2 separate regions of the Homo sapiens genome follow, and region 2 is linked to region 1. A link is a loop called in an ENCODE intact Hi-C map of the cell type or tissue named here. Cell type or tissue: mucosa of descending colon. All regions are shown on one strand. Links, peaks and the distances in the headings refer to the core of each region. The heading gives the core; the rest is flanking DNA. Region 1 overlaps LOC107984195 (a long non-coding RNA gene). Region 2 has its middle 21 kb from the start of MIR6078.

Region 1 (2,925 bases), core at 190-2,689:
GGGCATTCACCTGTCATTATCTGTCCCATTCTTTCAGGCGCATTCGCTTGTTAACCAGAGACTGGGAGTTTTGTTGAATGCGTTCAAAGGCCTGTGACATTATTGCCCTGAGGCCACTGCAGCCCAGCTCTGTTCTGTAGGAATCAGTTTCTCTCCTTAGAGTGACAGGTGATCTCACCGCAGGGCTCCTTGGTTGAGTGTTGGCCCAAGGACACTATCAACTCTCAAGAGAAGCATCTGCCAGCCAGCCACCCATGATTCGCAGGGTTTAGGCTCTGGAACGGTGAAGAAGTGGCTCCACGCCATGGGCAGATCTGAAGGAATTCTTAGCAATCGTGTCCGTTCTGATGCTAAAATGAGGAAAATCTAAATCAACGCTGGGATGGACACAACAAAAGCAGAAATTCCAGCATATTTAGAAATAATCCCAATAATCCCAACCAGAAATAATCTAAGGTCTGCCATGGATAAAAATACAAAACCGGATTTAGGGCTAGATTCAGCAGGAAGGGCTTGTGGAATGACAGGAAGGAGAAGGGACAGGGAGGGGAGACACAGCTGATGGCCTCACTGTAGATTCAAGATGAGGATCAGTTAGAAGCATTTGGACAAAGGTCAAAGCTGTTAAAAAAAATTCATACACCATCAATCAAAATAAAACAACGTGAATGAAGTGACTCAGGGAACATGCAGTTTGGCTCAACTGTAAACTGCTTCAGTAACATCTTGCTCCCCTTCTCCTGGTCAAGAAACTACATTATTCATCTTCCAATAACAGATTATCGCCCTGTTCTTGGAATGAGAGGAGCTCCACATTGCTGGAAAATAGCACAGCTCACAACACCTAGAAGAATATCCACATGACTTTCAACATACTTTAGAAAAAAAATCACAACAAAGTGGCTCAATGACTAAAGAGAGACATTTCTTCTATTTGCCATAAAAACCAGAAAGGCTATTTGCAGAAAAAGAGCCAACATATTTTCTTGAAGTCATTGGTAGGCTGTCTCTTCCCCAAGCAGAAATTCAAAAACACAATATAAACATTTGGTTCAAGTCTTGGCACTTTCTGCAGTAAGAACAATACCCCTCCCTCTCCCTGGTGGTAGCAGAACTGGGGAGCCCTGGGCTGAGCCCGTTCCCTCCCTCTCTGCCATACTGCCTGCTGGAAGACTGGAGGAACGTCTAAACTTAGCACATCGTGGTGTAGGCAAGATTATGCAAGCACAAGGAGATAGTCCAAGCAAATGTTCTGAAATGAATTCATATCTTCAAGATCAGAGTCTAGACTTATTTGCCCAGACGCTCAGCACTTCCCTGCTCTTGTTTTTGAAAATTGTGGTCCTTGGCACCCAGTTAGTTTGTCCTATCTTCATAGATTCTGGGAGGGGGCCAGACACCAGCGTGACTGTCTATGCACACTGCGTGCTGGACTGTCATGTGTGAGGGCGTGTTGTGGGTGTGCCTGCACATGCCTGCATGTGTGAGTGCTCCTTCTTCAGGAAGTATTTTTACCTCATTGCACATTCCCCTTCCTGCATAAAATGAACTCCTTCCATTTCTTAACCAAAATGATTCTTGCCCATCAATCAGGATTCTGTTTAAATGTCATTTTCTTAAAGGTCTTAAAGGGTATCCTCAGATCACTGGAACCCAAGTAGGAATTTGGATAAATTATCTCATGTCCCAGTTCTTTTCCTTAACACATTTTTGCCATAATATATACCCTTGAATTTTTAATTGTTTAATGCCTGTCTCTCACTAGTCTACCAAATTACTGAGGATGGAGACCCTATCTGTTTCTTTATTGTTGTATACTTAACATATAACAAAGTGCTTAACACCTAGAAGCCAGGTAATTAATAAACAGTCAGATAAATACATGAGCAACTGAATAATAAAGATAACTCCATATAGTTATATGTGGAAATATATATATATTATATATACACTGTTGTGATTATCGTTATTACTTTTGTCATCACTGTTCTAATTTGGGGTTCAGTTTTTATTAATTATTTATAAAATTTAGTAATTTCTAGATTTACCATAATATAAATTAATTATTACTATCTAATACAAAATTACTGTTTACCAGCAAATTCTCACAAATAATTATTATAGTAACAAGAAACTATTACTATAACTAAATTATTACAAATTATTATTATAGTCTATGAATCCAACAGGAAACAGCAGCTCTTATTTTGAATAGGTAAGGTTTCTAAGCTGGAGGGATCAGGTCTTCCTTATCCAGCTTAATTTCTAGTCCTTCCATGACATTTTTCCAGATAATATGCCGGGACACCCTTAGCATTCCATCAAGTTTTGGGTAAGAATATTTTCCATCTCTGGCCAGCTTGATTTGCCGAGCTGTGCTAGATGTCAGCAGCTGCACTGGACATTAGCTGAGGGTAAATAATGAACATGCATCAGCTTCCAACTCTGTGCCAGCCTGTGCCACATCTTTGGCCCTGGGTAAGGTTAGCCTAAGTGATGCCAGCCAAACACCCTCTGCAGGCTCCTTCCCATCTTCTTGGTTCCCCTTCTTCCCCGATGCACGCCCCCCACCCCCCAAAAAAGTCTGTCACTCCTGCTGCTCAGCCTAAGGCAAGCTATACACAATTGTTGATGCACGAAAGAAGATATGCTGGACACACAAAATGAAACAAACAGAAACTCAAGGCCATCGACGCTAAAGCAACCCTTCTGGCTGGTGTTTGGAGACCAACACAAACTTTCTGGAGCATATGTCAGCATTTAAGATGGGAAAAAAATGGAAATCAAAAGAGTCCCTTTCCCCTGTTCCTGTCTCGCCACTCCCAAACCGTCGTTACTCTGGTCCCTTCAGGTGAAATTTAGGGTTGGTGGAAGGAGGGTGGTGCCCTGGGCCAGGTGGTCAAGAGTAGCATCACAGCTAGTTAA
Region 2 (2,925 bases), core at 163-2,662, 91 kb after region 1:
GAGTATTGTAGATGCTAGAGAGCAAAAGGACTATGTATGTTTAAATTTGTTACTAACAAAAATTGCTGTGATTAAAAACTAATAATGTTGGCCGGGCGCGGTGGCTCACGCCTGTAATCCCAGAACTTTGGGAGGCCGAGGCAGGCAGATCACGAGGTCAGGAGATCGAGACCATCCTGGCCAACATGGTGAAACCATGTCTCTACTAAAAATACAAAAATTAGCTGGGGGTGGTGGTGCGTGCTTGTAATCCCAGCTATTCAGGAGGCTGAGGCAGGAGAATCACTTGTCCAAGGAGTCAGAGGTTGCAGTGAGTACAGATCAATGCCACTGCACTCCAGCCTGGAGACAGAGCTATACTCTGTTTCAAAAAAAAAAATGTTATCTTACTGTTACCCAGAAGAAAAAAGTGCAAGACGAAGAAGAGCCACATTTTTTCAACACAAACTTTAAAATTTTTCAAAGTCATAGCCACCATCAAATATGGAGTATTTACTGATTTACTGACAAAATCATTATTTTAAACCTTCAATTTACCATTTATCTTTTCCTTGACCACTCGGACAGAAGCAGCGAAAACGTGAAATCTTGGCTAGATGATGATAAAACCATCCTTAGGATTAAAAGTCATATTCATTAAATCCAGAGGCAAGAAATTTCATGCATAAATATGTCATATTTAGTTGATCATTGGAAAAGTGCTAGAAATATTGTCTCCTCACCCTAACAAAATAGTGGAAGGCATAAAATTTACTTGAACCTTTAACCCTAGCCAATATCTGACACAAAATGCAAACTTAAGAGCAGCCTATTGCTTTCTTGTAGCTTATAAAACTGCCAACATTTGGTAGCTAATTTCTGGCTTTTATTTTTAAGACCAAAGGTCTGGATTTCAGTGATGGAACAAGGGCACACAGGATGAAGAGAACAGGGTACCCTGGGTGGGAGGGAATACTCTCCACATTATCTTTTGCTGGGAATCCTCGGTTGCTTTTGTAACTGCCCAATGGGTTCACCCTGCCCATTGCCTAGACAGAGTCGATTTATCCACACAGGGGAATGGCAATGGCAAAAGAGTGATTCACGCAGAGCCCGCCTTGTGGGAGGCCGGAGTTTTACTATTACTCAAATCAGTCTCCCTGAGCATTCGGGGATCAGAATTTTTAAAGATAATTTGGTGAGTAGGGGCTTGGGAAGTGGGGAGTGCTGATTGCTCAGGTTGGAGATGGAATCATAGAGGGTCATAGTGAGGTTTTCTTGCTGTCTTCTGTTCCTGGGTGGGGTGGCAGAACTGGTTGGGCCAGATGACTGTTCTGGGTGGTGTCAGCTGATCCATGGAGGTGCAGGATCTGCAACATATCTCAAGCACTGATTATAGGTTTTACAATAGTGATGTTATCCCCAGGAGCAATTCGAGGAGGTTCAGAGTCTTGGAGCCAGAGGCTGCATGACCCCTATATTGTAATTTCTAACCTTGTAGCTAATTTGTTAGTCCTGCAGAGGCAGACTGGTCCCCAGGCAAGAAGGGGTTCTTTTCTGGAAAGGGCTGTTATCAATTATGTTTCAGAGTCAAACCATGAACTGAATTCCTTCCCAAAGTTAGTTCGGCCTACGCCGAGGAATGAACAAGGACAGCTTAAGGGTTAGAAGCAAGATAGGGTCGGTTAGGTCTGATTCCTTGGACTGTCATAATTTCCTCAGTTATTTTGCAAAGGTGGTTTCACTTTCATAAAGACTGAAAGACTCATTTAAAGTAAACAAATATAACATGTAGGTCTTAGCTGCTCAGTCGACTAGCTGTTCTTCCCCGCTAGTTTATGCTTCTATTGTGTTGTCCAAACAACTGAAGTGAAAGCTTAAGTATTTATATCCAGAATGTAGGGTAAAACTCCTATTGTGTGATTGCATGCATTCAGTTTCTGAGTGAACGTGTTTTTTAATACATTATTCAAAATATCATCACAAATCTCTCCTGTGTTTTATTTGTAAAGATAGCTTCTGATAGACTTCCATCACCAAGATAAAAGAAATGATAAATGCCGTGATAACTTTGTTGAAATCCATTAACTTAAAGCAGTGGTAAACATTCTTGAAGTGTTATTTTTACACTTAATTTATTCATTGTAATATGTGCAAAACATACACCGCTGCAGTCTCCAGGAGAGAGGTGGAGGAAAGGTGCTCCATCCTAGGCATGGCGTCGTTACCCCAATGACAAGGTAGACGAGGGAGACACATCCCAGGAGAATGATATTTCCAATCAGCCTCTGCAGAGAGCTCAAGTAGGAATGCACCAATTATTCAGCACTTCGCACATATGCATATGGACAGTCAGTGCTTAACATGTGTGCATGTAAGGAGTCAGAGCTTTCCATGTTAATATGCATGGCCACGATTCACCACATGTAACATATATATTAAAAATTGAGATATAAATTAGTTTGTGAAGAATGGTCATTAGTATCTGTTGTTGTATTTGCTGTTGTTGAGAAACAAGAGTGCAGAGACAGAAACAGGGATCAGTGAAGCAGTAAAATTATTCTAAGAATGAATCCTATGCTACAAAAGATACTTTTGTTCCATGTTCAAGCGCCATTTTTTCTTTGTAGGACAGAAATGTGTTACATCAAAATGTAAAGGAAGGAAGTTGACCAGAAAGCAAATGTTTTCTTAGTCCGAAGCCATATCAACCTTCTTTGTACACACGTGTTCCCCCCCACCCCACCACACACACACTGGATGTAGTTTAAACTTGACTTTATACAGTCATTCTCTTATCCAAAATACTTAAGGAACACCTGCCGTGTGTTAGGTGGTATGCTGGGCACTGGAGAAGGGGCAAAACAATCAAAGCGCTAGAAAAACAGAGATGCCCAGACCCCGGCCGTGAATCACTCTTCCTAAGGACACAAAATGACCCACAGG

Evidence for each region. A loop is a pair of places that touch in the nucleus more often than their neighbours do. Peaks named below come from ENCODE experiments on the same cell type or tissue, not always from the same donor. Only the 100,000 strongest peaks of a DNase experiment are listed, where the experiment ranks them.
Region 2: it touches region 1 in a loop (2.0-fold over the local background); 2 of 110 quality-filtered maps call a loop at or near these places.

Annotation. Positions count from the first base shown.
Region 1 is chr10:4,060,040-4,062,964 of GRCh38, reverse strand. All of the region lies in intron 4 of LOC107984195 (a long non-coding RNA gene), which reads right to left. Among named protein-coding and RNA genes, the nearest start is that of MIR6078, 70 kb to the right of the region's middle. In mucosa of descending colon, for the core only: no CTCF peak of the experiment used is centred there; DNase peaks (open chromatin) are centred at 1,144 and 1,444.
Region 2 is chr10:3,968,899-3,971,823 of GRCh38, reverse strand. No RefSeq gene overlaps it. Among named protein-coding and RNA genes, the nearest start is that of MIR6078, 21 kb to the left of the region's middle. In mucosa of descending colon, for the core only: no CTCF peak of the experiment used is centred there; a DNase peak (open chromatin) is centred at 1,293.